Regions from separate parts of the Homo sapiens genome. Here region 2 is linked to region 1. The links are chromatin loops, found by intact Hi-C in ENCODE. Cell type or tissue: psoas muscle. All regions are shown on one strand. Links, peaks and the distances in the headings refer to the core of each region. The heading gives the core; the rest is flanking DNA.

Region 1 (16,318 bases), core at 3,625-11,624:
TTTCCCCTCTTAAAAGCTCTGATAGCTCTGTGTTGCCCTCCAGGTAATTCCAAATCCTTAATATTACTTGATTTCTAAACATTACCTAAGACCCATAGTCATTAGGTTCTTTCATAACTCTGTAGCCTCTCACTCTAGATATTCTGGAACTATTTTCAGCTCACTGAACATGCCTTTGCATGCATAATTTCCTTTTCCTGGGACATTTTCCCCTTCCTTTTCTCAGTACTAATGCCTAGCAAAACCTAACTATCCTCAGTAATTGTTCTGCTGGCTAGTTATGTGTTTTAATGCATTTTTGGGATAGGGAAGGAAACTTGCTTATTTAAACCGGTGTAATTTATCTTATGACGGTTCTGAGCTAAAGTGGTGAGAATATGGAGCTGGCTTGTCAGAGAACATGACTTGTTTTTTCATGCGTTAGAGATGGGCCCAGTAGATGGGATCAGATTATTCATTCAATTTATTAGTACAGTAGATATTTACTGAGAACTTTTATGTATAAGAAACTGCTGTGGGGTGCTCAAAGATGAGGGGCAGTGTCCTGCCCAGAAAGGCTTCTTTGGGCTCACAATTGTGGTGAGAAACAGCATTGTCACTTGCCTGGAGCAATCTAAGTTGATAGACATATTCTGAGGTTCTATGTGATTTTTTTTTTCCATTTTCTTTTTAAAAGAAATGAAGTAATTACCCTCTAGCAGTTGCTATGGCAACTGTTCTACAGGAGGGTTTTTTTTTTTTGCCTCCCCTCCCCCCATGGTTAGAAAGTGAAATAAATTATTACAATTTTAAAATGGCACACTAAGCCAACATATCCTTTCTGAGAGGTGAGAAGAAGAGACATAGGTGGTCGGAATAAAGTAAGTGCCTAGGAAGAAAATTGGCTGTCAGGGTATCACTAAATTAAAGTCTGTGATTGATTAGTAGTCCCGTATGCCCAGGATTGAGGATTAGCTCAAGTACTGAAAACAGCCTGGGTTGGCATCATATGATGTTCCTAGAATTTCGAGTCTTACTGTAGACTTTCAAGGGAGTCACACACTCAGAACCAGTTTGTGGGCCTTGTGGACCCCACATTGAAGATTCCTTAGCAGACCTTGGGACTGTCAGAGGGTGCAATTCTAGGAGTTGTGTCTTTTTTTCTGCTTCTTATTTATTAGGACTCTGTAAGGCAAGCAAAAACCTGGTAACGTGACAAAATAACAACAAATGCTAGTTGCTCACCATCTTCCAGGGACTGTGCCTAGCATTTTACATATTTTTTCCTGTATGATCTTTACAGTAACCCAGTGACACTTGTGTTATTGTTATTCTCATATTACAGATGAGGAAATATCTGTAATAACTTTCTCAAGATCATATAGCTAGTAAATCGCAGAGCCAGAAGAACTGAATGTTGACTTTAAAACCCATATTCTTGGCTGAGCATGGTGGCTCACTCCTGTAATCCCAGCACTTTGGGAGGCTGAGGCGGGTGGATCACTGGAGGTTAGGAGTTCGAGGCCAGCCTGGCCAACATGGTGAAACCCTGTCTCTACTGAAAATACAAAAATTAGCCAGGCGTGTTGGTAGGCGCCTGTAATCCCAGCTTCTTGGGAGCCTGAGGCATGAGAATCACTTGAACCTGGGGACAGAGGTTGCAGTGAGCCGAGATCGTGTCACCGCACTCCAACCTGGGTGACAGAGTGAGACTCTGTCTCAAAAAATAAAAAACCCATATTCTTAATTATGAAGCTATTTACTTCTTGTTTCTTGAGATTAAAGGCCTATTTTTAATGATTTCTTTATCACAATTAGTTTCTTGAAATTCAATTTGGGTGTGGGATAGGACTTAATTAATAGTGGATTTTTGATTTTGAAAAATGAATAAAAAATATTTTCAATTTTCTCCTGTCCTTCAAAGCTTCTGTGTTTTAGTGGATTTTATTAAAAATTTATAGGTAATTCAGAAGAAGTGGCTCTCTTTAAGGACCCAATAGGCTAGAGTGGTTTATTACATATTGTTTTAAGCCCCTTTCTGATCTAGGTCTCTCTCAGAACACCATCATTTAGGAGCTCATATGTCTTTCCTTTGTCAAAATAAGAAAAATTAGATCTCTGTCTCTAAGAAACCCTTCCTTGTCTCTGCGTTCACCAAACCTGAGCCTATCACAATAAATCTATGAGAAGCTAAGCCCTGATACCATGGGTAAGGGAGTCTGGGAGCTTAATTAGAAGATTAATTTCTTAAGAGATAAACATTGCCATTCTTTGACCTTTTAACTTTCAGTAGAGAACAGCAAAATTGACTATCTTCGCTCCCAGACAAGGGAATTACTCCCTTACCCATGGTATCAGGGCTTAGCTTCTCATAGATTTATTGTGATGGGCTCAGGTTTGGTGAACACAGAGATAAGGAAGGGTTTCTTAGAGACAGAGATCTAATTTTTCTTATTTTGACAAAGGAAAGACATGAGCTCCTAAATGATGGTGTTCTGAGAGAGACCTAGACCAGAAGGGGGCTTAAAACAATATGGAAGAAGTAATTTTTTGTTGTTGTTGTTCTGTGGGTTTTTTGGGTTGTTGTTAGTCTCTCTCTATAGTGAAAGGCAGAGAACAAGAATACTTTGTAGATTTGTCTCACATTTGGTAGAAGGCAGAAACTCTATGTTATGTAAAGTTAGTAGAATACAAGTGAGGTAGGCTTAAGTAAGGTAAGGCACATAATAATTGCTGAGATGGGGAAATGACTTTTGAATTCCTTCAAAAAAGTATTTTCAAAAATTATCTGCTGCTTCTTTGTGGTTTTCTTAGGTCACTGGACCTATTTGGGCTGGGGAGAACAACAGAGTACGTAAGAATTGAAATTCCTTATCATTTTCTTGATCTTACCCACAAAGTACATACTCCCTCTGAACTGTGAAGCTGGATATTCATGCATAGACTTCCATTTCCCTCTCCTCTCCTACTTAAATATCGGGAGACAATGACCTGTGGTGGAATGTTATATCCTTTCAGGCTGGTTTCTTGACGACTTTGTGTGTGTTTATGTGTGTTACAAATTTCAAACCAAAGTCCCAGTCATAATCCTGACAAGATCTCCTAATTTTTATTCCCCAGAGGCAAGTAGTAGCATCAGCCCCCTAGTGTGGCCTTCTCCTTTGGTCCCTTTGGCTAAGGAGTGCAGTGACCAGAAGGAGAAGGTTCATTCTAGGATGAACTAGAGTCAAGGTGATTGGTGTGCATTCTGATTTGGCTGATTTTCTTGACTAGGAGGATATGCAGAACAGACTGCTGTCTTGGGTTTATTGGTCTAGCAAATTGTGAATGCCATTTCAGCCAAAAACCTGCTTTTGTTAAGGAAACAAGAGGCTGAGGATATGGCTTGGCTTTCCCTGAAGCAGCCCAGCTAAGGCCACCTTTGTTCTAGAGCTTAGAGAGTGGGCAGCCAGTTCTTTGTGGCAAAACATGTAGCCCTAGGCTGACATTACTGGTTGTGTTACCCATCTTACAGGATCTGGTTGAGTCTCAGTGATTAGGTATCCAGTAGGTACTAAGACGGGCCAAAGTTTGTCCTGTCACTGGAATTTCTCATGAAGTCTGTGCTTTCTGTGATTTGAATCCTGAGTACTTCTGCTATTAGGAAAGTACTCAAAAGCAGCTTGACCCATTTATGCCTAGTGTTCCATTATTGGAACTCTAAGCATGTGGGAGTTATTTATATCCTACTGCTCAAGGTCATCGCCAAGCAGTAGGTGACCTCAAGCATAAATTGCAACCTCAGGCATAAATGGGTTAACAGAGCTCAGGTAAGTTAAGGTTTTCAAGTAGAAAAAGCAACTAAGCCATGAAAAAAATGTGAATGAATTTTCTTTCCTTTCTTTGGTTGCTGAAGTTCTATTAATAGGTGTGCTGTGGATTTAAAGACCAATCCAAGACTCAATCCAGGAATACCACATACTAGAGGGCCTCATTTTTCTGTATTTCACTGGATTTTGTTTGAGTGCCTGCTGTGTGCTTGGAGGCCCATCTTTGTTTGCCCCAGGTTAGATGACCTTCCCAGCCTACTTTTGCAGGTTTTTAATTTTCCATAATTTCCTCTATGTCTTTTTATTTACCTATCAAATGAACTACAAAATGGTTTCTCAAAAATATATAGCCTTTCCTACCACTGGGCCTTTCATCATGCCACTGCTTTTATCCAAATTCTAGAAGATATTTCCCTTCTGCCTCCAATCTTCACCTATTAAAAATGAACCAATTCTTCAAAGCCATCTCCTCCTTAAAGCTTCCTTAGTTACCCTATCAGGAAGTGATTTTACTTTTAATTCATAGCACTTGGTTTGTACTAACTGCCTTGCATAGCAATTCAATATTTGTGTCTATATATTCTGTCTCCTATTAGACTGACTCTATATTCTGAGTCTTCTGTGTTGTTTAGCTTTGGATATGTAGGCAGTCAGTGAATATTTGAGTGAGTAGGTGTTCCCAGCCTTTTAATTTTCCATCTTTCAAATAGACTTTACCAGGGGCTTTTCAACTGTTACCCTCAAACTGGCTCTCTAGTTCCTTCTTAGGCTGAGCCAACCAAACCTGCACTCAGTTTCTCTCTGCAAAGCCAGGGCTTTTCTCGTCTAGCCGACATGGTGCTGTGGGATAGATTATGGAGGCAGTAAGAGATCGTCAGTGACACATTAAAAACACAGTTATTTAATTCAAATTGAAGTGTTACATATTTTCCTGAATTTCCCTTTTTAGTTTCTAATCAGGCTTGGTGCCAGGAGGTTTACTTTTTAGGAAAACTGGAGGTGATTGCCTCTCACTACTTTTTTCTGTTTCTCTCCTTTGTCTCACTTTATTCCTTAGTATATTCTCTCTCTTGCCCTCTCCTGCTTTTCATATTCTCTTCTACTCCCAACCTCTTCTTTCCATGGATGCTTTGTTTCTTAATATTTGCCCTTTATTTCTTTAGTGTAGAAATGTTGTTAGCCTTTAGTAAAGTTGTAGAGTATCTCTGTTTAGCCTAGCAAAATAAACAAAAAGCAGACTATTATTTAGGAGTAATAGGTCACATGCAGGGAGAAAGTAAAACCTGTGGATTTGGGTTGTGGGCTTCTAACTCTGGCTGAGCTGCCCTCTCTGGCCTCAAAAGTGATAGGATTGTCTGTCGCAGTTGCCTCCTTGGAGACTGAATCTTGTTTCTCTGGGTTATGTGCTAATACTTTTCCTGCCAGAGTTTAGTAGACCTCTGGTTTTGTCTCCTTTGTTGCCTCTGCCCCTTCATCTGTATGCATGAATAGTCCAGCACTGACTTCTACAGACTTGCTCTTTCTGTGGGTTCAGAAAGAATTAAGTCTGAGTGGCATATGGTTTTGTCTCTGGGTCCTATTTTTCTTGTCTTCAGAACAACAGATGCATCAAGGGCTAAAAACAGTGCTTCCAAAGTCTCTTTTTCTTAATATATCATCAGAATGCTTTGTAAGCAGAATGCTTTGCATCCCTCTTGTTTGCTTTTGTTTTCAAGCTTTGCTACTCCTGCCCTGGTCAGTGGACTACTTGCTCCAAATGTCAAGTATTAACTAATACTTGTTCCTGACCATTTGAACATTAGCTTCTTTCTCATGTTGATATTTTTCCTCCCGGAGTTCTAATCCCTCTCCTCTCCTTTTTTATGTTCACATGTAACCATAAACTCAAATAGGAAAAGCTCATAAGATCATCTTACCCCTGTCTCCCATCTGTACCCACAAATGTTATTGAGAGTCCAATGCTCAGATTTTCTTCCTTACCTATAAAACCCACATGTTTGTGCTCTCTTTTAGTGGAATTCTTATCTACCAACTTGTCTAATGAAGCCAAGGGGGGTCATTTCCCTATTATCTTCAATATGGCCCCATGTTTTACAATTCTGTCTGGAATTTTCTTTTTCTAGTTCATTAACTCTTTTCTGTTTCCGCTGTATAGATGCAGGTCCTTATCTCCTGCCTGAGCAATTGTAAAAGCCTAATCTTACGGTCTTCAGGAGGTTTCCACTGCCCACATTGCTACAAGATTATCTTTTTTTTTTTTTGAGACGGAGCCTTGCTCTGTCGCCCAGGCTGGAATGCAATGGCATGATCTTAGCTCACTGCAACTTCCACCCTCTGGGTTCAAGCGATTCTTCCGCCTAAGCCTCCCTAGTAGCTAGGATTACAGGCATCTGCCATCATGCCCGGCTAATTTTTGTATTTTTATAGAGATGGGGTTCCACCATGTTGGCCAGGCTGGTCTTGAACTCCTGACCTCAGGTGATCCACCTGCCTTGGACTCCCAAAGTGCTGGGATTACAGGTGGGAGCCACCGCGCCTGGCCCCAAGATAATCTTTTAAAATTACTAACATGAGTTCATTTTGTGCTAAAAGTATCTCCATTTTGGGATGGTGAACATTCCTTTTCCTCATTGTAAGCCAAATAGGAACTTGTCAAGAAAGGACACGTGGAACCCTGTTAATCATACACATAAGGGTATGGTGTCAGATACGACTTCCTCTCTGTAAAACAGGCTTCAAAGCACTCTTAGGTTGAGCTCCCTTTCCAAGCACAGCGATGATTTGTAAGTGTGGTCTTTTTAGTTAACTTTAACAAAAAAACTGTAGCCAGTCAGGTGCTGGTCTGAAGGACAAATAATTCTACGAAATTGTAGTCACTGCTGTTGGATAAACTTGGCTGCATTGTCAGCAAGATCCCATTGGCAGTGCATAAGTTTTTTCTTCTCTCAGCCCATCCTCTGGATGGGAATTCTGAGCCTAGGGTGTAGGTGCTTGACAGGAATTGTTAGGAAAAGCTAACACTGCAGCAGCACAGTAAGAGTGCTGCTGTTCTCAGCTGCATCTAGAGCCTTTGACTTGATTTCCAGGCCTTGGCTTTGACCTTCCTGATTTCCAGGACCAGCTTCTGATGTTAGACCTGCTTATTTGGTTCAATCCATATGTTTAAAAGTCTGAAAACACCAAGACAACGTTAAATAAAAGTTTTGGGGTTTTTTTCCCCAAGATATGAAAAAGCTAACTTTTTTAAACCTCTGCTCCTTTCCCCTTTCTTTAATAACAGGGGACCAGACTGTATTTGTGACATTTAAAAGCAGTTTTTAATTATGGTTATGATAGTTGGAGAAGCAGAATTCCAAAGAATTCTACAGTGGGAAAATGCAACCTAGAGCTCCTCTAAGAATAAGCACTAAAATTAAACTAAGTATATATCTCATATGATAAGGAAGAGAAACTTGTGGGTATTAATTGAGACAGTTCTGCTCATGGCTCTGAGGTCGTCACTGGGCTCATGTGAAGCTCAGCTTGCTTTTGTTCTCAAGGTCCAGACTTGTTACTACTAAGTTAGAAGCAGAAATAATTCTGAAGAACTAAATAAAGCTGGGGTGCTTTGATTGAATGTGCTTATTCCATAGCTTTTGAAGACCCTGATAGTGCCGTCGATGACCGAGATAGTGACTATCGCAGTGAGACCAGCAACAGCTTCCCACCTCCTTACCATACAGCTTCCCAGCCCAACGCTTCTGTGCACCAGTTCCCTGTGCCGGTGCGATCGCCACAGCAGCTGCTACTTCAAGGCAGTTCCCGGGACTCTTGTAATGACTCTATGCAAAGTTATGACCTTGATTATCCAGAGCGGCGGGCTATCAGGTGGGTATTGAGCACAAAGTACTTTCTCTTCCTAATATCCAGGTCTCATGATGCAATTGGCAAGAAGAATTTGGATGCTTTAACCTGAAGAGGTAGCGTAAGTGTAGCAGTATCACCGGCCAAACTACAGTCATTTTGTGTAGATTATTAGTCTTTTTTTTCTTCCACATGTTTATACATTGCCATAAGGAATTTTATGTTTATATATTGCCATAAGGAATACTTCTCTTCATGATCAGTGATTCTCAACTGATCAGGGCGATCCCACTTGGGGTGTATCTGCCCCACTTCCTGACTCAGTGAGTTTGTTATACCCTTTGCCAAGATTAAAAACAGAAAAAATCACAGATTGGATAGTCCTTCTTGCCTAAATATTTCCCTGGGAACTTTAGAAGAAAACCAGTATGATTTCTTATAGCAGATTCAGTATTTTTACTGGAACTTTGTTTTAATTTATTTTATTTCTTAAATATATAAAACAATTATGTGGTTAAAAAATGTCAATACAGCATAAAGAGTTTCCCACCCACACTTACCTTCCTCCACCCCATCTTCTTCCTGTTTCATAATTCCCTTCCTACTGTTGTTTCTTATGTATCCTTCCATAGACTGTTGTCATATATTTATGAGTATAAAAGCAAGTACATACATATGTGCTCTCCCCTGCCCTAAGATTAAAAAAAATTTCAGACTTAAAGAAAATTTGGAGACATAATTCAATGAAAACCCATATTCATGTTGCCTAGATTTACCAGTTGTGTTAACATTTTACCACATTTACTTTATCTCATTCTCCCTAATATGTATTCATATACACATACATTTTCTCTGAACCACTTAAAAATAAGTTGCAGATATTGTGTTACTTCATCAGAAAGTATTTCAGCATGTTACTCCTAAGAAAAAGAACTTTATCTTATATAACCTCAATATCATGATCACACTCAAGAAGTTTAATGATGCAATGTTATTACCTAATGTTTAGACCATATTTAAATTTCTCCAGTTATCTCCATAATGTTCTGTATGTATATTTGTTCCTTTCTGGTCCAGGATCCAATCCAGAACCGTGATGCATTGCATTTGGTTTTCATGTTTCCTTAGCTTCCTTTAATTTAGCAAAAATTTCATTACCTTGGTTTTTTGGTCTTTTAAGAAGCTTTTTTTTTTTTTTTTGAGACAGAGTCTCACTCTGTCTCCCAGGCTGGAGTGCAGTGGCGTGATCTCGGCTCACTACAACCTCAGCATCCCCGGTTCAAGTGATTCTCGTGCCTCAGCCTCCGGAGTAGCTGAGACTACAGGTGCACGCCACCATGCCCGGCTAATTTTTGTATTTTTGGTAGAGACGGGGTTTCATCATGTTGGTCAAGCTGGTCTCCATCTCCTGGCCTCAAACGATACGCCTTCCTCTGCTTCCCAAATGGAATTACAGGCGTGAGCCACCGTGCCTGGCCTAAGACACATTTTTTTTTTGAAGAGTGCAGGCCAGTTGTTTTGAGAATGCCTCTTCGTTTGGTTTTGTCTGATTATTTCTTCATGTTTAGAATCAGGTTAAACGTTTTTGGCAAAAATGCTGGATGTTTCCTTCACATGCATTCAGGAAGCACATACTTTGTCTTTTTTTTTTTTTTTTTTTTGAGACGGAGTCTCGCTCTTTCGCCCAGGCCGGACTGCAGTGGCGCTATCTCGGCTCACGGCAAGCTCCGCCTCCCGGGTTCACGCCATTCTCCTGCCTCAGCCTCCCGAGTAGCTGGGATTACAGGCACCCGCCACCGTGCCCGGCTAATTTTTTGTATTTTTAGTAGAGACGGGGTTTCACTGTGTTAGCCAGGATGGTCTCGATCTCCTGACCTCGTGATTCACCCACCTCGGCCTCCCAAAGTGCTGGGATTACAGGCGTGAGCCACCGCGCCCGGCCCCTACTTTGTCTTATTATTGGTGATGTTTAGTTTGATCTCATGGTTAAAAAATTTGGTATATGCCGTATTTCTCCAGTGTAAAGTTTCCTCTTCTCCTTTGTAATTAATAATATCTGGAGTGATACCTGAGACTGTATCAATACTCTGTTTCCCCAATAGTCTTTTACTCAATGATATTAGCATCCATTGATCCGTGCCTGAATCAATTATTTTATTGATTGGAGGTTAGTTTTCAAGAAATCATTCCAATTTAGCTTATCCTTTTAGTTTCTAAAATTCACTAGACTGGCTAGGTGCAGTGACTGATGCCTATAATCCCAGCACTTTGGGAGGCCAAGGCGGGAGGATCACTGGAGTCCAAGAGCTTGAGACCAGCCTGAGAAATATAGTGAAACCTCATCTCTACAAAAAATAAACAAAATTAGCTGGATGTGGTGGCGCATGCCTATGGTCCTAGCTACTTGGGAGGCTGAGTTGGGAGAGATTGCTTGAGTCTGGGAGGTCGAAGCTATAGTATGCCAAGATTGCACCACTGCACTCCAGCCTGGATGACAGAGCAAGACTCTGTCTCAGTCAATCAATACAAAATTCACCAGACCATAGGATGATGTCCTTTTCTTGCCCACCTCACCAAACTGCTACATGGTGAGTTTAGACACAGGGTCTTGCGTTGTTGCTCAGGCCGGTCTTGAATTCCTGGGTTCAAGTGATCCTCCTGCCTTGGCCTCCGAAAGTGCTTGGATTACAGGTGAGAGCCACTGCACCTGGCCTTCTGGAAGATTTTTAGTGACTAAGTGTCTGCTTTGATCTTGCTTCTGTTTCCTAAATGAATGCTTTTGGATGTTATATCTATAAAGAACACACTGAACTCATAAGCTCCTAGCCTTTAGGTTCTTTCTCCATCCCTACCTTGGTACACAGAAGAAGGCAGTCTTTAATCTAAGTGAAAGAAAGTTCAGGCTATCTTCAGTATTCATTGTTTTAAGGTGGGCATGTAGCTTCTGCTGCTATAATCAGTATAGGGAAAGATTTTCTTTTCACTGTGATCCTCAATGCATATAGCCTTTAGATTTCACAAACAACAAATTATAATGCCTTAGGCTGGGCATGGTGGCTCATGCCTGTAATTCCAGTAGTTTGGGAGGCTGAGGGCGGGTGGATCACCTGAGGTCAGGAGTTCAAGACCAGCCTGGCCAACATGGTGAAAACCCACCTCTACTAAAAATACAAAAATTAGCTGGGCCTAGTCGTGGGTGCCTGTAGACCCAGCTACTCGGGAGGCTGAGGCAGGAGAATTGCTTGAACCCAGGAGGCGGACATTGCAATGAGCTGAGAATGTGCCATTGCACTCCAGCCTGGGCAACAAGAGCAAAACTCCGTCTCAAAAAAAAATTATAAGGCCTTAAATAATTTGTTATTTTTTTGTAGTATAACAAAGTTTGACTTCTGCTGATAGTAAAAAATGGTTTTATATGTATTTTTTTCTTATTAAAAGAAATATGTTTGACTATATTCTTGGCTACACATCCTCAAATATAACTTTCAGAAAGTTAACAGCTTGGCTTCTTTTTAGACTAAAAATTTATCAGCAAATTTCGTTTTCTTGAAATCCCTTGATATATTTTGCTGGTATACTTTAATATTGCAAATACATTCTAGATATTGGTACAACATGTTTCATTTTTTTCATTTGTTTCTTAGAAAAATAAAAGAATTCTAAAAAGCTCACCAATGAAAAATGATTGCAAGTTGAAGCATTTAAAAATTGATATTATAGCTGTTCTTTTTCTCATATGGAATAAACTATTTGACTACATTGATATAATATTTAAGAACATGTGGATTTCCTTTTCATATTTTTTTAGTCTGAATGCTTTTTATCACATTGGCAATTTTATTGTTCTAGTCTTCTCATTGAACATGTATTAAATCTTATAACTTCTTTCTTCCTTTTCCCTGTCTCTTCCTTTTTCTTTGCTTTATTGTTCCTCCAATTTTATCCCTTCACATCAGACAAGGCTCACAGGCTAAAGATGAAAAAATTAGGATTATTTCAGCTTTCTCTGATGTTGACTATGAAGAGCAAGAAGATATACATAAGGAGATAGAGGGGAAAATATCACAAGAGTTTCTAGAAAATAATAACATAAACTTGAAGGAAGCAGAGATAAAAGAAATTAGAACCCTTTCAAAAGCTGATAAATACTACAGCCAACAAAAACAACCAAAGTATAAGAACAGGAAAAAGATACCACCTCAGAGCCAACAAACAGAATTCTCTACTGAGTTTAAGGTTGAAACTTCTGTTTTCTCCAGGTATGCTCAGAAATATGATACACTAGATAGAAGAAGAAAAAAGAAATCCTTATACAATCATTTTGAAGACAGTGAAAGAAGGCAATATGGTGAGAGATCTGAAACTAAGACTAACTACAAAAGTACATATTCTAATACTGAAAATTGTACCCTTTGCCATACTGAAAAGAAACAAAATATGGGGTACCCAGTTTTGTACCCCTACAAAAATGGATTTGTGGTTAAGAGTGGCATGCAGCGCATTAAGTTGGAAAGTCATGATTATGATCTGTCCAGTTGTTTAAGGCACTGTGAAAAGTCATCTGGCTCAAACCAGCATGTCACTAATTTTACCTCATTAGATATTCTTGAAGATTCTACTAGTAGTACTTCTGATGAACTTCTGGGTTCCCCCATTTCTGATAAGCAGGAAAATTTACAGTCACCAACATGGCATTCATCCAATGTCCACCATATTGGAGATTTTCCTGAGGAATATTATGTAGCAAATTCAGCATTGCCATTACAAAGGATGAATTGTGATGCAAAAACACTTGGAGATCTGTCTGAGTGCTCTATAGAAGAGATAACCCCTTCCTCTATTGAGGAGCCCAAGGAGGACCGTATTGATACAATGGATGAGCTTCAGTGTTTGGTAGAAACGGTGTCAGAATATTTAGCAGAGAAGGAAGAGGAGATTAATAGATTTGGTTCACTTTCAAAAACTAAAAAATCACATAAACAAAATAGTACTCTTGATGCAGAACAGAGAACGCCTGGGGATCAAATACCACCTTTAACTATTGTCAAGAATGACAAGGACACGGCCATCTCTTTCCCTGAGTTGACTGGAGTACAATGTGCTGTTGGTTCTTTGTTTAGTTCACTCACAGAAAAAGTGGGTTCAGGCACAAAGCATCTAACAAACTCTGTGGAAAAGTTGGTTTCCTTAGTTCCAGAAAAAACAGAAACTCTTAATCAAATAGAGGCAATTAATTTGGGATCTAAACCCAGAGCCATGGCAGTATTGGGGAAGGATCTTTCCATGCAATCTCCATTATCCTCTCAAAAAGATGATAATGTGAATATAGACAGACATAGAAAAACCTCTGAAAATGAGCACATGGGTAATAAAACTGGGAGTTTATACTTTCAGAATACAACAGAAAGTATTGCAAAGGACTTGGCTCCACAGAGTCAGAGTTCAGTTATAAAGTCGGTTTTCAGCAGGTTAAATCCATTGAAGATCTTTTCAGAAAAGGAGGAAACAAAAAAAGATGATGACCAGAGTAAGCCACCAAGAAAAGAAAGCTTTGTTGAGTGTGGTTTGGAGTTAAATAAAAGGGAAGGCACTCTTGACAATTACAGTAGTAGCATCATTGCTTTAAATGGGAGTGATGAAGAAACTACGGGCTGGTTCCAGATGCCCACAAGTGAGAATTTGTTGTCCTCCCAAGTAACCAGTGAACCTTCAAACTTAGTTAGTTCTGCAAGTAAAAATGATGAGAGTCTATTGGAAGAAAAACTCTGTATAGATCTGTCTCTTTTACCAGATCAACAAAAAATATGTGCCAAAGATACTCCAGGACATCCTTGTATAGCTGGCAGTAGAACTGCAAATAAAGAGGTATTTTCAAAGCCATTAGAGGAGGACAAAGTTACAGGTAATGATGATTTCCTTGAGCCACTCAGAAAATCATTTAGCCAGTTTTTGCTCACTTCCCCTGAGACTTGTTCAAAGGAAAGTTTGTCAGAACCTGTGAAAATTCGCCAGGTGGAGGAAGATGGTTTAGAAAGGGGCTCTAAGAAAGATGGTCATTCCTTTTCCTTTAGTGGAAAACTAAATCTTCCATTTTTTAGAAGTCTTGGTCATTCTGAAAAGCAACAGGAGTTAAAAGAGAAAGGAAGCATTTTTCCTTTGTTTAAATTTTCTTTCACTGACAGCAAGGTTACTGTTAATGACCAGAGTTTACGTGGCTCAGCAGTAACCACTGATGAGGAGAGCAAAAAAAATTGCCATGAAGATACCAAACATAGTTCAATAAAATCTAGTTCTGTTCCAAATATTCATAGTGATCTAGGAAAATTTGACAGTACAGAGGAATTTAAAAAGAATGACCAGATAAATTGTCCTGAAGATGCCAAACTTAATTCAATAAAATCTAGTTCAGTTCCAAATATTCATGATGATCTAGAGAAGTTTGACAGTATAAAGGAATTTAATAAGAATGACCAAGTAAATTGTCCTGAAGATGCCAAACTTAGTTCAATAAAATCTGGTTCAGCTCCAAATACTCAGGATAATCTAGGGAAATTTGACAGTACAGAGGAATTTAATCAGAATGACCAAATAAATAGTCCTGAAGATGCCAAATTTAATATAATAAAGTCTGATTCAGTTACAAATATTAATAATGATCTGGGGAAATTTGGGAATATAGAGGAATTAAATCCAAGTGACCACACAGCAGGACAGAATTTTGAAAGGGATGGCTTAGCCATCCCTGGAGTTGTGCCCAAAGAACATATAACTTCAGATCCTTTAGGAGAAGATAAGAATCTTATACAAGCAGCATCTTCAGTAGCATCAGACTCTTCATTAGAGTGTATTTCTACCACTTCCAAATCCACTTTGGTTAATGAAATTAATGAAGATGAGGTTATAGATAAGACTTCCAAGAAAAATACCCAAGGAAGCTTCCTTTCTGGCCTGTTTAATAGGTTTTCTTCTGCTGAAAATTTGTCTAGTCAAGAATTAAATTTGAAAAATGATGACTCCCATCACAAGAATAATACCCCAGGTTTAATCTCTGGAATATTTAACCTGCTATCAAATAGCGGTATGATTGATCATAAACCAGAGGAAGCAAAGTTCATGTCTTTAGGCAACATGAAGAGTTTGAATGGAGATAACCATTTATCCTTGGATGAGGTCCCTGCTACTTCATGTGTGACTTCTGAGAACCCGAAGAACCATGTTGAAAAACATGAAACTTCTAGCTTCATAGAAGCCTCCTTATTACCTAAAGAAAACATACCATTATCTGATGCTGGGGATGATAATCATTATTGTTCCCCTACAGAGAAAAACCAGCAAAGTGAAAAGCATCACCCCTCCTCTGAGAACATTGTACTTCACTGTGCTCCAAGTGCTCAGCTAGGTTTTTTGGAGAAATCTATGGCTAAGAGGCAAATGCCAAACCATGTTCTTGAGGCAAAACTACATGAAAATTCAAACAAGTTAAATTCACCTGTACTAAATACCAACATTCTCAATAAATCAAACAACTATCAGGCTTTTGAAGAGATGAACAGTCCTTTCTGTTTTGAATGGGACTCTGACATAAAAGATTTGTCTAAAAATTCCAGAAAACTTCAGCCAGTTTATTATATGTTAAATCAAAATAGATTTCTATCAGCCGATGCTTGCTTGTGGCTTGACTCAGAAAACTCAGTGATAAATTTTTGCCAAAAAGATCAAAATGCAAACATCTTGGAGTGGAGAACAAATCCAAACAGTGTCATTTGGTGTGACTTACCATATGAATCATTCAATCAGTTAGCATTTAATGAAGATTACTTATTAAGAGGTGATGTGTGGGCAGCTAACTCATTATATGGAAACTCTGGTCCTCTTCCAATTAATGAGGCTAATAATTCACTAGAAGAATTACCCATTGACTTAAGTTCTTCATCAGATCATGAAAAGACTACATGCCCCGTAGTTGATCAAGAATCATTAAGAATGGATGAAAACTTTGTTTTTTCAAGTTTTGGTTATGAGTACCAGGAATGGTTGTCATGTCTTGAACATGGAGTGTGGTGGCCATCAGAGGATGGGGATTATGGATATTATATGTTTCATGATGGTCAATATATCTATTCTCTTCTCACTGATTCTACTGGGCAGTATGCATATTTATTTATACCTGATTCTTATCAAGAGTATTTGGATTGTGATTTACAGACAAATGGTCTATCAAGTATTACGTTGGATGACAGCATTATTTCTGCCTGTAGTTTTAAAGTACTTGATAAGGAAGATGAAATATTTTGGTATGTTGAAGAGGAACCAATTGATGACCCTCTTGATTTATCTTTAGCTTTGCCAAGAAGTGAGGAACCATTGTATCTAAATTTAGAAACCTTTTCACAAGTACTTAAAGAGTCAAGTTGTGACCAAAGCGATCAGCCACTAGATTTTTCAGGCTATAATCGTCAAAAGTTTAAAGGAGACTTTAGATCTTTCAAAGAAAGGCCGTGTGGTTCTGAAGACGCTGAATGTACATTAGATCTCAGAAATCAGCCCCAAACTATTAGTAATCATGTCTCAAGCAGAGATCAAATTATAGAGAGAGATAAAAACCAGCCTCTAGCTGAAGATTCATCAGTTCACCTTTCCAGTTTCCATTGGCTTCAGTCTTCTGTTGAAGAAGTTACCACTTTGGT
Region 2 (16,318 bases), core at 4,124-12,123, 61 kb before region 1:
AGAGGACTCAGGTCTGTCTTCTCCTTCCGCGTTCCTCTGCCTGCTTTTATCCTAGTTGTGCTGTCAGCTGATTAAATGGTACCCACCCAGGTTGAGGGTGGGTCTGTCTCTCCCAGTCCACTGACTGAAACATTAATCTCCTTTGGCAACACCCTTACAGACACAGCCAGGAACAATACTTTGCATCCTTCACATGCAATCAAGTGGCACTCAATAGAGTGTCACATTACAGAACCATTATTATCACTATATCGTTGACTAGCATAATGGCAAATTTATGCTTATTGACCAATTAGTAATTGCAGAGCTTAATCTTTTTAAGGTAGCTTTAGCCAGGCTATTCAGAGAGATGTGTATGTACTTTCTACACATTTGTGAAAAAGAACACCAGTTGGGAAGAGGATTTGAACTGAAATGGGACTACAAAAGGTAGTCTCCAGTGAGAGACAGACTTTGTTTCAATAAAAAGAATAGATTTTAGTAAAATCCTGTCTGAAAATGGAGAGGACGTGTGAAAGGTACAGAATGACCCATCTCTTAGAAGTATTAAGCAGGACTTGGATGTTAGTTAAGGTGAAGCTTTCAGTAGTAATGCAGGATAAGGAGAATGGCAGACGTATACTCTTAAGCATCCTTTCCAGGTTTTGTGTTTTAGGGTTTTCTTCACCTTTTTTTTTCTCCTGTGGCACGTAGCTCTAATCTTCTTTGATAGCTACTTGGTGCTTTCTGAGATTTAGCAGTTTTCCTGCATGTATGGTCTTTGACCTTTCCCAGGAGTTGGCATGTGCACTCCAGTGTGGGATTCTTTCCTGTGTAGTTCTCTACTGCCTTTGGAAACAGCGCTTTGTGATTACATTGACAGGAGCTCCTCTTACTATCTGCTTATTTTCAGAAAGAAGTTATTTCTCATTCTTGTTTTAAAGGTTATTATCTAGATCTGGCCTGTTATGCTCTTCTTTTGGTGTGAACAGAATAGAGGGGATTTCTATGCTAGGTTTTAAATAAGGAACATTTGTAACTTAAACTTTCAGAAGATATCTCACATGAAACTGGCTGCCTGCCACAGGAGTAACTTAGATCTCTCCACCTTGTTGTCAGGAGCCTGGAACAGAGATTTTTGCATTGGATATGAGATCAGATTGACTTTTAAGGTCTCGTCTGACTCTTTGCCTTTCAAGTTTTGATCAGAAGTCTCAGCTTTTTTTCTCCAGGTTTAGATTTAACAATCTAAACCTAGTTCTAACATTGGTATGTAGTGCCTAATAAATGTTGCTTAAGTAAAATGAACTTGGAAACATTCTTCATGGTATCCTCTTTTTTCTCTTGCAGTTAAAAGGGCCAAATTCCAGGGTTCACCAGGTAAGGCCAGCTTTCTATTATGTCTTTTCCTCTTGTATTTGCTGTTATTTCAAAGCAATTTAAAAAAATTATTAATTCATTGATCAAATTCAGTAATTTGATTCATTACTTCACTAAATTAATTCATGAAATCATTAATCTAGTGAAAAATTAGTTTTCTTACCTCTTGGCTAACCCAATTCTACTTCTCAATAATAACTATATATTTAGAGGTTTTGATATACCTTTTCCGACTTTTTCTCAGAAAAAAGTCTGAAATAGTGTAAAAGGATAAATATTGACAATTAGTGGAAACAATTTTTTTTTTTTTACTTTAAGTTCTAGGGTACATGTGCACAACGTGCAGGTTTGTTACATAGGTATACATGTGCCATGTTGGTTTGCTGCACCCATTAACTCGTCATTTACATTAGGTATTTCTCCTAATGCTATCCCTCCCCCCGTCCCCCACCCCACGACAGGCCCCAGTGTGTAGTGGATAAATATTGAAATATCAGTGTATCATGTCTTGCAGTTCATGAACCTGTTTCAGCTTGAGAGTGTGTGTATATGTATCTATTGGGTCATATATAAAATTTCTTAAAATTTAAAATATTCAAATAGACCATGTGAAACATATCTTATGCAACCTGCTTTTCCCCCAGCAACACATCATGAAAGTGTGTGTGTGTGTGTGTGTGTGTGTGTGTGTGTGTGTGTGTGTGTATGTGTGTGTCTGGTTCGTTCTTTTAAGGTGCTGTACAGAATTTTGTTGTAGATTTGTACCCTGATTAATAGGTCCCTGATTGATTAATACTTGATTAATATTTAGGTTCCCAAGTTTTTGCTATTACAAATAATAAATGTTCTTGTGCACTTCTCATTGCTTGCTTTTGCAAATGTGTCTATGTACTAGATTCAGAAGTAGAATTGCTGGGTCAAAAGTGTATATATATTTTTAAAAATTTGGTAACTCCTGCCAAATTGTTCTCTTGCAAGTTTTTACTATATATACCGAGACCAAAAGTTTATGAACATTTATTTTCCCAAATCCTTATCAACATTTGATATGAAACTTTAAAATCTCTGTCCATCTGAAGATTAAAAATGGTATTTCCTTATTTTAATGTGCATTTCCTCAATTTTGATTGTCACATTAGGAAGACTTCCTCTGGTTACTGCTGGGGAAGGAGGGAGGGGAGCTGGAGGGTTACTGGAAATATATGAATACGCTTGAGAACCCAGGAAAACCTGAAAAACTGGACCTTGGGTGCAACAGTAATGAAAGCAGTTTCTGAGCAGTTTCTTGTTTTAAAGGTTATTATCTTTTTGTCTCTGCTGGCTCTTTTTTTCTGAGAATCTGCTCTGTTGTTTCTCTCCCAGCTGGTTTTCTATGCTTACCCATCTTGTACCCATAATAGCTGCCTCAGTGGAATTTATACCCCTTCCTTTTAGCTTCAGCACCAACCACCAATTGTCAATATTTATCTTTTTACCCTATTTAAAATCTTTTGAGAGGGAATCAGGTTTGTTTCAGCTTTTGGCCAGCTCATGGATTGGCTGCTCTTGGGTTATTTACTCTTGGTCTGGTCAGCTATGTGTGATTGGATGTTGGGGTGGAGTACAAAATAATGTAATATAAAACATAGCTCAGTGGCCTACTGCACTACTACTACTACTGGATATGGATGGAGATTCCCCTTGTATGGGCTTTTATCCTCATATATCTTTAATATAATTATAAATTTTCCATGTTGATAAGTATAAAACCACACCATTTTAAATGATATTTAAAAGAAAGACTTACCTTCAGCTGAAAGTGTATGACGGGTTCCATTTTCTCATATCTTCTGTAACATTAGGTAATCATGTTAAGCAATGTTTGCCAATTTGATGAGTCAAAGTGATAGTTTGCTATTTTTTCATTGTATAACATTAGGATTAATTTCTTACATAGAAAAGCAAACCCTCAATTCAGTGCCCCTAATCATGGCTGATGTGGATGTAGTGAGGTGAGTGCCAAATGTGCTGTAATAAGAATTAGGTGAGACACCTGAGTTTGAAGTTTCAGGCCACCACCTTTGTTTAGTAATCAACTTGTTTAGTACTCAACTCTCAGGTTAGAGAATTTCCTTTTCTCAACTCTGTGATAATATTTCTTTTTTTGGCTGGGCCTGGTGGCTCATGCTTGTAATCCCAGCACTTTTGGAGGCCAAGATGGGTAGATCACTTGAGGTCAGGCATTTGAGACCGCCTGGCCAACGTGGTGAAACCCCATCTCTACTAAAAATACAAAAGTTAGCTGGGCATGGTGGCGCACACCTATAATCCCAGCTACTTGGGTAGCTGAGGCATGAGAATTGCTTGAACCTGGTAGGTAGAGGTTGCAGTGAGCCAAGATCATGCCACTGCACCCTGGTCTGGGTGACACAGCAAGACTCTGTCTCAAAAAAAAAAAAAAAAAAAAAAGATTTCTTTTTATGTAACTTGTGCTTTAGGCCAAACTGAGTAGATCGAGCTTGAAATCTATTTTCTTTGTGAAGATTTTTCCTTAATTTTTGTCCCTGTTAACAGCTCAGCTCTGCAGTTCTTTATCACTTTTTCTTTTTTCCTTCTGGTATGTATCTCTTTCTACATTTTATTAAATTTACGTACCTTATCTTTCCTAGTAGGTCAATTAGATTTGGATTTTTCCCCCCAGATGGCAAGTGGGCTATATAATTAACATAGTAGGTTAGGATTAACATTGTAATAGATTAAATAAATTAGAACAGGAAATATCAATGTATCATATCTTGGCATTCATGAATCTGTTTCAGTTTGAGTGTGTGTGTATGCATATCTGTTGGGTCATATATAAAATTTCTTAAAATTAAAAAAATAGTATTTTAGATTATGCTCTTGAAGATAGCACGTAGTTTTATAATTTCGGCAACTCTGCTATGTCTTGAATGAGGCTATGTTGTACAATATAGCTTAATTTTTTCCTGCACATGTAATACTTTAATTTCTATATTGCTTAATTCCAAGGGCTTTGTGAGATGGGTAACAATCTGAGCACTAAGTATTATGTCTCCATTTTGTATTTTTTCAAAGATAAATTTAACACATATGTGACCCTGAAAGTACAGAATGTGAAGAGCACAACTGTAGCAGTTCGTGGTGATCAGCCTTCCTGGGAACAGGATTTCATGTTGTAAGTATTTTGCAGCAGCAGTGTGCCTACATATTTTATAATCTTTTTAAGGGAATTGCATTGGATGAAACAATTAGAAGATTTTGTGTATTTTTGAGATTTATAAAATGTACTGGCACTGTTAAATACTGTTTTGAAAACTGTGGAGTTATAGAAATAAGTGAGGTTCATGGTACATGAAGCACAACTGCAGTTTTGTTTTCTCATGGATTCGTAATTTGTTCTTAGAGATGAATGATAATGCAGGTAAACTCCCAATTGATTTGTGTTGGTGAAAAACTACATAGGCAGATTTTCTCAGTGGTCAGAATTAGAATACAGTACAACAGACTTAGCATGACATTAAACATAACTTCATCTTTCTTTGATTCTGAGAAGGCTCTTTGAAGGAATGTGGCCATGCATGTGAGAGACTGTATCTTCATGTGTACCTCAGTCATCTGTTTTAGAGGCTGAAGATTTCTGTGCTTATAATCCTTTTGCTTTATGGAGTAAAATGTCCTATATTCAATTAATTAAAATGAATAAATATTAGTAGAATTTCTCGTGTATGACAAAGTTTAGTATATTATGATTTTAATTAAACTTTGGCTTTAAAAACTTGTTATTTCTTTCTTTTGTCCCTTTAGTTTCAGGATTTTTTTGTTCCTGTTCTACAAAAGGGGAGAAAAGTATAGAATATATTGAAGGACTGGGCAAATCATTTAGCTTCATAGGGCACTAGTTTCCTTATCTGTAAAGGTCTTCCTTTCTCAGAAGATTATGCTTGTTTTTTCTGGGAGTTGGAGGTGGGCATGAAGGGGCTGAATGAGAAAACGTACTGAAATTTGCTGTGAAATTTGAAACTGAACTGAAATCGATTTGCATGTTTTATAGTGCAGCTCAGAGGGACATAGGGATGGTTATTATTTTTAAGGGGAGACATTTCCAATCCTCTGGGCTCTTGGTATATTGCTGCTTTTTTTTTTTTTTTTTTTTTGAGGCAGGATCTCACTCTCTCACCCATCCTAGAGTGTGGTGGTATGATCATAGTTTACTGCAGCCTCTAACTCCTGGGCTTGAGCGATCTTCTTGCCTTAGCCTCCTGAGTAATGGAAACTACAAGCATGTACCATCACACCTTGGCTAATGTTTTTATTTTTTGTAAAGATGGGGTTTCACTATGTTGCCCAGGCTGATCTCAAACTCCTGGGCTCAAGCAATCTTCCCGCCTTGGCCTCCCAAAGCTGTGGGATTACAGGTGTTAGCCACTGCACCCAGCTTATATTGCTTCCTATAGGACCATTATTGTGATAGTTAAAGGCAAAGATTATAAGGTTTTGGGCTAGGACAATAGCAGAAGACGTAGAAAAGGATGAATAGAAGGTATTCAGGAAGTAGAACCAAAACATTTTCTTGGAAGATGGGTTGGGTGGTATGCCATTCAGTAGGATAGGGATTAATATCAGTTATGGACAATCTTATATTTGAGATTCTTATAGGACAGATAGGAAGGATGAGAGGTACAGAAGATAGTTAGAAACCTAAAGCTGGCACTCAGGGAAGAAGTCTGCTTTGGAGAAATATTTTGGTCAGTTGAAGCCATAGGTGAAGATGAGAAAGCTTAGGGAGAGAATGTGTATGGTGAGAAAAGGGACTGGAGTAGAAGCTGGAGAGTGGCAGCATTTAATGAGGGGACAGAGGGAACTAAAAAGGATTGAACAGAGAGGTAGGAGAGCCAGGAGATAATGGTGTCTTGGAAGCTGAGGGAGAACTGGGCTTCAAAGAGAAGGAGGCCAATGGTGTCATGTTTCTTTCTCACTGGTTGCTTCTCTCTCAAGATTATATAAGCCTCATTTATTCCCTCTCTCAGTGACAGTGATATGAGACCGAGAGCACCTGTTTCCTTCTTTACACATGCAGTGTACAGAGTCAGCTACAAATGGTTTATGCAAGTCTCTTTCCATACCAGTATGTTAGCCATAGTCCTGGCTATGGTTTATAAACCTAGCACTTCCAGTTGGCTATAACCATAATTTCCAGTTATAACTCTTCCCATCATATGAGGCACAGTGATCTTCTGCAGCCTCTCATCAGCATAGCCAGCATTATTCTTATGTGTTTATTTTCCAATTTCCCATAGCACTTCCCCTTTTGACCCTGCTGTGATATGTGTGAATTTTCTTCCTGTCTCTCCCACGTTGAGATGCTGTGTGAATTTTGCCCTCTTCTTTTACACGTGGGTTTTATTAGCTACTTTCTCTACTTTTCTGCTCTTCCTACTCCTTATTCCTCCTATCCTGTCCTATTTTAGTTATTTACTTATTTTTTTTGGTTCACTCCTTGCAGAACTTAGTCTACTACCCTGTCCTTTTGTCACCGGAATCTCCAGTGCTGGTTTCCTATCTCCCGTTCTCCTTTTTCCTTCTCCATGATGTATTATGTGGCAGTATCTAATATTCGTTTTGGTATTTCTTATATTATTTGTTTTTAATATTTTCATATCTTGTTTTTAGGATTAGATTGTTCATTTCTTAAGGGTAAGGTGGGCATCTTCACTATTTGTGTGCATTTGTGTAGCCCAGAGTCTGCTATACACGTGTTTATGTATATTGTTGATTGAATTAACAGAAAAGAAACTTCCCTAGGGTCCTGGGTATGAAGCATAAACAGAGCTCTCAGACCTCTCTTAGCTGGACCTGCTGAGCAAATGTAGGTGAGATGAGAAGCTTCTTATAGAATATATACTCATTGTTTGGGCCTTCTCCCTAGAGAGTTCTCTGAAGAGCAGATTTTCTTCTTTATCTGTTCAAGTCAAGCTGTTGAAGACCTCTGGCTATTTCTTCTGTCTGTTGGCTTGAGATGCTATTTGGGAGTTGATTTGGGAATATTATATATGTATCCCCAAGCAAATTTCTTTTTTTCTTTATTTTGTGGGACAGGGTCTCACTCTGTTGCCCAGGCTGGAGTGCAGTGGCAGCATCTTGGCTCACTGCAGCCTTGATCTCCTGGGCTCAAATGATTTTCCTGCCTCAGCCTCCTGAGTAACTGGGACTACAGATGCATGCCACCATGTCTAGCTAATTAAAAAAAATTTTTCTGGGAGACACTAGGTTTTGCCATGTTGTCCAGGCTGGTCTCAAACTCCTGGGCTCCAGTGATCTTCCCACCTCAGCCTCCCAACATACTGAGATTACAGGCATGAGCCATTGCACCTGGCCCAAGCAATTTTTCGATTCCATATTCAAATGATGGATAAGTCCAATGGATTTGAGGATGTCACATATCTTTTCCAAGACTAATTGGTTAATTAGGCTGAATTAAATTATGTGACAAAAAGCTTAGTTTCTCCACTGTGAACACTGTAACTTAGTGGCTAGGCTTATTCATCTACTTTGTGGCTCTGAACAGCTCTCCAGATAGCTTAGAAGTTTTTGGACACAAAAACTGAGTCCTATATTATGTTTCTACTCCAAAGCACTAAGTCATATGTCTTGTAAGTGCTCAGGAAATGCTAATTAAATGAATAAATTAACTCAGTACATTCTATGCTGTATTATATTTATATAAAAGGGACAAATTTTCTTTGCTTTATTCATTTTCAACACCTGACATGAATTCTGTGGCTGTCATTCTATATCTCAAACTTGTGAATCTGAGAACATTTATTTTATAGCACAACAGGGAACCCAAGCTTTCTCTAAAGTACAGACTTGAAGCTTCTACTTGTGATAAATAGCTGTTGTTTTCCTGAGAATGCCTTTCTGCTTTCTCTGCTGGAATTGGTCTTTTCTCATCTTTCTTGGATTACCCCTCAAGTAACCTTGTGTTTCAATAAGAGCTTTCTGGAGAACGTTTTTAGCATTAACACAGGTACTATTTGCGTATTCTAGTTTAATACTGGGATTATGTTTGAGTTAGTCCTTCCAAGCAGATATTCAACCATGTATGATACTGCTTTTAAATAGTGCTTATCTGGCTCTTTATGGAATGATTTCTTTTCGAATTTTTTCCCCTGGTTATTATTATAGGAAAATCATTGTATTTATCATTATCCCATGGTAATAATTTTGCTTATAAGTGACAGTGCCTAGCTTAATAATGATTAATGAGTCTCCAGGGACTGAGTGGTGTGAACTAGCACACTCTAGAGCCCCTCACTTGCCTGTGACCACATGTTCCTATCAAACTTATATGTTCTCAGGGACCCTACTTCTACCTGGACTCCCTTTCATAAATCCCCCCCGCCCCGCCCCGGCTTTTTTGGTGGGGATGGAGTCTGGCTCTGTCACTCAGGCTGGAGTGCAGTGGCGTGATCTTGGCTCTGCCTCCTGGGTTCAAGTGATTCTTGTGCCTCAGCCTCCCAAGTAGCTGGGATTACAGGTGTGCACCACCATGCCCAGCTAATTTTTGTATTTTTAGTAGAGACAGGGTTTTGCAACGTTGGCCAAGCTGGTCTCAAACTCCTGACCTCAGGTGATCTGTGCACCTCCCAAAGTGCTGGGATTACAGGCTTGAGCCACCATGCCCAGCCTGATAAATCTTGTAAAGTAGACTTACCTTTCCTAAAAGTTTCCTGTATACGATGTGTAGTTTAAGTTGAAGCAGTGTTAGTTAACAATAAAACATATAAAACTGTTGCCTATGGGTGGAAATTGGCAGGCAGGCCTGGCAATAATGTCCTTATTACTTGGCCTCATATTGTGTGAAACTGCATTAGTCTAATTATGATTGTATCTCCAAAGCGGAAAGAATGGATAGACAAAGGCATTTTTCTTTCTTTTCCCGCCCCCCCTCCCCACTGAGGTTTAATTGGGATATAAGAAACTGTACATAATTAATGTATACAATTTAGACATTTATATACTTGTGTTACCATCACCATAATCAAGGTAGTAAATATATTTATCACCTCTAAAAGTTTACTTGTGTCTCCTTTTTTTTGTTGTATGTGTGTGTTAAGAGCATTTAATATGAAATCTACCCTCTTAAATTTTGAGGTGCACAATACCTTATTGCTAACTGGAGGCACTATGTGGTATAGCAGCAGGTCTCTGGAACTTATTTAACTGTAACAAAGGCAGTTTTCTATGGATACCTATTATAGGTTTCTTGGAGCCTAAAAATGGTCGTGGCATTCTGGGAAATTTTGATTTTTCCTGAAGACAGGATCCTGGTGAGAAAGCATTCAAAGTTTAGCAAAACAGGAGATGTAGTTGTTTCTTTCATATTGTCTAGCTTTCCTCAAAGGGCTTTCCTCTTTCCCTTAGTGAGATTAGTCGCCTGGACCTGGGTCTAAGTGTGGAGGTATGGAACAAAGGACTGATCTGGGACACCATGGTGGGGACTGTGTGGATTGCGCTGAAGACTATTCGTCAGTCGGATGAGGTCAGTCATTGCATTTTCTGTTTGGAAGTATGGTTCCCAGCCCATGCTTCTCCCCATGCTAGCTCCACTTTAGCTAATATTCATCCATGCATCTTGGATTATTCTTCCCCCTTTCTAATTAGAGGGCATGCAACCTGCCTGTTCCTAACTTCACCTGAAGGTTCAGATGATTTTATTTATGTCTGGCCTACCCTGTGTCCTGTGACAACTCACAGGCTCCAGAGCACCTCTTCAGCCTTATCAGGTAGATAGCCCCTTCTGAGGTATGTGTGTGTCGGTGTGTGTGTTTACTTAGGGTACTTGTGGTTTCTGTGTTCTCTTCTAAGTCACTGCCCTGGGAGGAGTCCCATTAAACTTCCTTAGCCAGCTGGCTGGCTATTCTCTGCTTTGTTTCTTTGAGTTACCAATCTCCAAGGAACTAGTTTTCAGTGCCCTTCTTCTGCATGTAAGCCTGACAGAGTTTAAGGAACTACCAGGCTTGGCAATTTGTATTCACACTGTCTCTATACGTTATTTCTAGGATTGAACTCTTGCCTCACTTTCCTAGACTAGACCATAACTCAGCATCATTTCCCCACTTTGGACCTGGACAAAATCTGTTATATTCCTGTTTGGTGTTAACATGGACCATGAGTTTTCTCTGGGAGTGGGGAAGTTGAAATTGCCTGTATTTTCTGTATTTCTTTTAGTTCTAGCTAAGTCTCTACTCCCCAGGCAGATGGGCAGTTCATTTTCATTGCTGCCCCAGTTCAATCCTATTTAGCCAGCAATGTTAGTAGCTTTTTACTGACTAGAAACAGTGACACAGTCATTAAGAACTGTGCAGGTTAAATATTGATCCACAGAGGTACTTAGTTTTAGAGTATGGTACTCCAGACATTCTGTCCTCGTTAGACCTGCAGAGCTGAGCACAGTGAAAGCTGCTCTCCCCACCAAAGAGGGAAAACAGAAGCCACATGCAGTGGAGGCAGGTGGTGATAGTGGTGTGTTTGCCTTATCAGGATGTGAATGGCCCTCAGAAGCTCAAACAAGGAACTTCAGAGAAAAAAACCTGACTCTTGAACTAAGAGGGAGCCAAGAAAGATTAAACTTTAATCTTAGATCTTTGTTTCCTAGGAAGGGCCTGGGGAATGGTCCACATTAGAGGCAGAGACGTTAATGAAAGACGATGAGATCTGTGGAACTAGAAACCCAACTCCTCATAAAATTTTGCTTGATACAAGATTTGAGTTGCCTTTTGGTGAGTAAAATTTTAAAACTATTTAATAATTTTTACCATATTGTTTGGAATTGTTTGCTAGTTGTTTCATTAATGTATATTTTGTCACCTCAGCCATCTCCTTTGAGGATATTTTGTCTTCATTCACTCTCTTTCTCATAACACTTCACCCAGGGAATGGTGCAAAGTAGAATATAGAATAGTGCTCATTAAAGAATCTACACTAAAAAGCATTCTCTTCAACTCATTTAATTTTCTGTGACTATTTATTATAATGACTTATGAAATATTTGCTTGTTAGATTTATTATTTTGAAAATAAACATTTATTGTCTTGAAGTGACTATATATACCTTCTGATTTGTTAATTTAAGTATTAAATAGCACTGATAAATAGAATAATAATTTAAAATGTAAATTAAATCACAATACATGCTCATGATAAAAATTCAAATAGTAAGGAAATGTACATGGATAAAGTTAAAAGTTTATTTTCCCAGTTCCTTTAATCTTCTCTGCATTCTCCAGTGTGAAACCACTGTTAACATTCTTGTATTTTGGTTTAGACACATGATATTTATTTTCCAAAAACTTATTTTGGCAAAATTTGGATCATACCCTATGTAATATTTATTTGCTGATATATAGTGTTTTACAAACTGCTTAGACATTTATCCTGAACATCGCTCCATGTTATACTTTAAGATCTGTCTTATTCATCTGAACAGATGCCTCTACCATAATTTATCTTTTTTTTTTTTTTCCTTTTTTTGAGATGGAGTCTTGCTCTGCCCAGGCTTTAGGGCAGTGGCATGATCTTGGCTCACTGCAACCTCTGCCTCCTGGGTTCAAGTAATTCTCATGTCTCAGCCTCCTGAGTCACTGAGATTACAGGCTTGTGCTACCACACCTGGCTAATTTTTTGTAATTTTTAGTAGAGACAGGGTTTCACCATGTTGGTCAGGCTGGTCTTGAACTCCTGACCTCAAACGATCCGCCCACCTCTGCTTCCTAAAGTGCTGGAATTACAAGCGTGAGCCACCATGCCTGGCCTACCATAATTTATTTAAGTAATCCTTTATTGATTGACAGGTGGGTTTTTTCATTTTTTTTTTTTTTTGATGTTATATACCGCAAACTAATAACTCTGTATATCTTTGCCCATTTTGAGTCTAGAATAAATTTCTTAAAGTAGAATTGCTGGATCAAAGTATAAGTACATCATTACTTTTTATGGAATCTACTAAGTTCCTTGTCCAAAAGGTTATACCAATTTATACTCTTATAAATTATATCTGGGGAGTGCCTGTTTCTGCACATCCTTGGCAGTCTTTTGTGTTTCCCAATGGTTAATCTTTATTTGATTATTTTGTATGATATCTTATCAGGGGAAATTCAGCCCCCGATATTTCACGTGGGTCCTTTTCCATTTTTCCTAAGTGTTGGCCGGTCTAAGAAATAAAGGGAAAGAGTACAAAAGAGGGAAATTTTAAAGCTGGGTGTCCAGGGGAGACGTCACATGTCGGCAGGTTCTGTGATGCCCCCCAAGCCACAAAACCAGCAAGTTTTTATTGGTGATTCTCAAAAGAGGAGGGAGTGTACGAATAGGGTGTGGGTCACAGAGATCACATGCTTCACAAGGTAATAAAATATCACAAGGTAAATGGAGGCAGAGCGAGATCACAGGACTGGGGCGAAATTAAAATTGCTAATGAAGTTTCGGGCATGCATTGTCATTGATAACATTTTATCAGGAGACAGGCTTTGAGAGCAGACAACTGGTCTGACCAAAATTTATTAGGCAGGAATTTCCTTGTCCTAATAAGCCTGGGAGCACTACAGGAGACCAGGGCTTATTTCATCCCTTATCTACAACCGTAAAAGACAGACGTCCCCAAAGCAGCCATTTCAGAGGCCTCCCCTTAGGGACACATTCTCTTTCTCAGGGATGTTCCTTGCTGAGAAAAAGAATTCAGCAATATTTCTCCTGTTTGCTTTTGAAAGAAGAGAAATATGGCTCTGTTCCGCCCGGCCCACAGGCAGCCAGACTTCAAGGTTATCTCTCTTTTTCCCTGAACATCGCTGTTATCCTGTTCTTTTTTCAAGGTGCCCAGATTTCATATTATTTAAACAATTTGTGCAGTTAACACAATCCTCACAGGGTCCTGAGGCCACATTCAACCTCAGCTTACAAAGATGACGGGATTAAGAGATTAAAGTAAAGACAGGCATAGGAAATCTCGAGTATTGATTGGGGAAGTGATAAGTGTCCATGAAATCTTCACAATTTATGTTCAGAGATTGCAGTAAAGACAGGCTTAAGAAATTATAAAAGTATTAATTTGGGGAACTAATAAATGTCCATGAAATCTTCACAATTTATGTTCTTCTGCCATGGCTTCAGCCTGTCCCTCTGTTCAGGGTCCCTGACTTCCCGCAACAGTATCTTGTTTTAGTTTAGTTGATTTCTATTAGTTTTATTTTAATTTTTTACTGTTCATATTATTGATATTTGCATATTCTATTGTTATTGCTGTCATTTTATGATCTCAGTGTATTTGTATCTTGTATCCTATGGTGATTTAAGCAAAAATGACATGATTTTCCAGCTAGCTCAGAAAGAACTAAACTCAGAACAACTATTATTTCAGAAAAATAGAAAGGAAGTCTTTCTTGTGGGACTGTAGACCAAGCTGCAAGTGAAGGGAAAATCAATTGGAGGGAGTGGGTCTTGGTTCAAATACCACAGATATTGACCATTTTCACCAAATTTTAGTAGATATTCTTGAATAAATGTTTTTTCTTTTGCTGTATGCACTTAGAACCATTTCCAGAGACTTTAAATCGTTGTTTTTTTAATGTTGTATTACTTTTTGACTGATTTCACTCACTAATTACATAGTTACAAATGTTATATAAAATAGACATTATTCTTCTACTTTTAGTAGTTGATTTTATTTAAAAATCAGGGCCTGGCATGGTGGCTCACACCTGTAATCCCAGCATTTTGGGAGGCTGAGGTGGGTGGATCATGAGGTCAGGAGTTCAAGACCAGCCTGACCAACATGGTGAAACCCCATTTCTACTAAAAATACAAAAAATTAGCTGGGCAAGGTGTCGTGCGCCTGTAATCTCAGCTACTTAGGAGGCTGAGGCAGGAGAATCACTTGAACCCAGGAGGCATGGAGGTTGCAGTGAGCTGAGATTCCACCACTGCTCTCCAGCCTAGGTGATAGAGCAAGACTCTGTCTCAAAAAAAAAAAAAAAATCAGTAATAACAAAGTAACATTTATGGTGAATTATTGTGTGTTGGTGGGCATGTCACTAAGTATTTACATATGTTAGCTCAGTAATCCTCATTTCAGTCCTTTGAGGCAGGCCCAACTATTATTCCCCACTTTAGAGATAAGCAAACTATGGCAGAGAGTATTTAAGTATTTTGGCCATGGTCTGACTCTAGAGCCTGGGCTTTTAATTTTAACTATTTGTATAATACATTTAACCACTTCCTGTTGGGTATTTTGATTGTTTGAAGTTTGTACTGTTATAAATAGCACTGCAATAAACATGCTTGTATCTCTCTGTATTTTTTTCTTCTTAAAACTATTTTTGTGGAATGAGGCAGGAATAAATTAATAATGGTTTAAAAAGTTATCCAGTGAAAAGTCCCTTCAGAAATCCATTTTCTTCCTATAGGCTACCACTATTAATACTTTCTTGTGTATCTTTCCAGAGTCAGTTTCTGAATATAAGCACACACACACACACACACACACACACACACACACACACCACCATCTTCTTTTTAAAACGCAAATAGTAGCATATTCTAACACATTCCCTGTGCCTTGCTGTTTTGCACTTAGTATATCTTGGTGAATCATCCCACATCAGAGCATATAGACCTGCAGCAGCAGCAGCTCCTCTGCCACCTTGCACTTCCCACTCTCCTTCTTTGTAACAGGTGCATAGTATACCATTTTATGGGTGTACCATATGGATGAGAAAGCACTATACAAATTACGTTGTAGACTATTTGAAGGTGTGTGTAAGTGTTTTTAAATAAGACTTTGAAATATTGCTACCAGTTGTTAAAGAGCTAGTTGAAGGGAAGGAGCTGAAGTTTTGGACAGGTGGAACCAAGGAGAAAGGAAAGGGCTATATTTGCTTTATTCATGTGGCTACTAGAAAGTGTATCTGTTGAAATGTCTCTGAAGTTGATATGATCCATATATTGCCTGAGTGTTTCTCTTCAGTGCTGGTTAGATGGTCATACTTGATGTTTTTAAAAGGTGAGTTTTGGGGAGAAGTTGTTATAGTCAATGTAAAATGTTTAGGAATGAGGATATACCATTATACCATTATTTTTTAAGAATTCAAATATTTTCACTTAGAGACTCACTTAACAAATATTTGAGCATCTAATATTTTCCAGGCATAAAACCTGTGAGTATTTTTTAATAGCTTCTTTTAAAAAATTTTTAATTGTGGTAAGAGACATAACTGAAAATTTAGCATCTTAACCATTTTTAAGTGTACAGTTCACTAGTGTTAAGTACATTCACATTGTTGTGCAACAGATATCCAGAACTTTTTCACCTTGCAAAACTAAAACTCTGTCTCCATCAAACAACTTCTCATTTCCCCCTCCCCACAGCCACTGGCAACGACCATTCTTTCTTTTCTGTGAATTTGACTACTTTAGTTACCTTAGAGAAGTGAAATCATACAGTATTTGTCTTTTTTGTGATGGACTCATTTCATTTAGTGTAATGTCCTCAAAGTTTATCCATGTTATGGCATGTGGCAGGATTTTCTTCCTTTTAAGGCTGAATAATGCTCCGTTGTATGTAAATCTCTCATTTTGTTAATCCTTTCATCCATTAGTGGACACTTGGGTTGCTTCAACTCTTGGCTATTGTGAATAATGCTACTAGGAACTTGGGTGTGCACATATCTCTTTGAGATCCTGCTTTCACCTCTTTCGTATATATAATCCAAAGTGGGAGAACTATGTCACATGGTAATTCTACTTTTAATTTTTTTGGGAGAAAACCTTTGAATTTTGAGCATCTCAATATCTCAGCATATAACTTTTCTTTTAAGCTAATCCTTTGGATGGTTTTGGTCTTGCTGAGGGGAAGGTAGTATGGTTACATAGAAAGAATGTAGTTTTTGGAATCATACAAACCATGGTTT

The links. A loop is a pair of places that touch in the nucleus more often than their neighbours do. Peaks named below come from ENCODE experiments on the same cell type or tissue, not always from the same donor. Only the 100,000 strongest peaks of a DNase experiment are listed, where the experiment ranks them.
Region 2: a loop joins it to region 1, with 4 times the contacts of the local background. A loop is called at or near these places in 3 of 110 quality-filtered maps.

The regions. Positions count from the first base shown.
Region 1 is chr9:35,288,276-35,304,593 of GRCh38, forward strand. UNC13B (unc-13 homolog B) reads left to right here. Exons shown (of 40, transcript NM_001371189.2): 8 at 7,421-7,655; 9 at 11,891-16,318. Among named protein-coding and RNA genes, the nearest start is that of UNC13B, 130 kb to the left of the region's middle. RefSeq lists a silencer at 2,744-2,944. In psoas muscle, for the core only: no CTCF peak of the experiment used is centred there; no DNase peak of the experiment used is centred there.
Region 2 is chr9:35,226,686-35,243,003 of GRCh38, forward strand. UNC13B (unc-13 homolog B) reads left to right here. Exons shown (of 40, transcript NM_001371189.2): 2 at 1,330-1,359; 3 at 4,435-4,534; 4 at 9,784-9,901; 5 at 11,018-11,141. Among named protein-coding and RNA genes, the nearest start is that of UNC13B, 73 kb to the left of the region's middle. In psoas muscle, for the core only: no CTCF peak of the experiment used is centred there; no DNase peak of the experiment used is centred there; H3K27ac peaks cover 4,682 bases.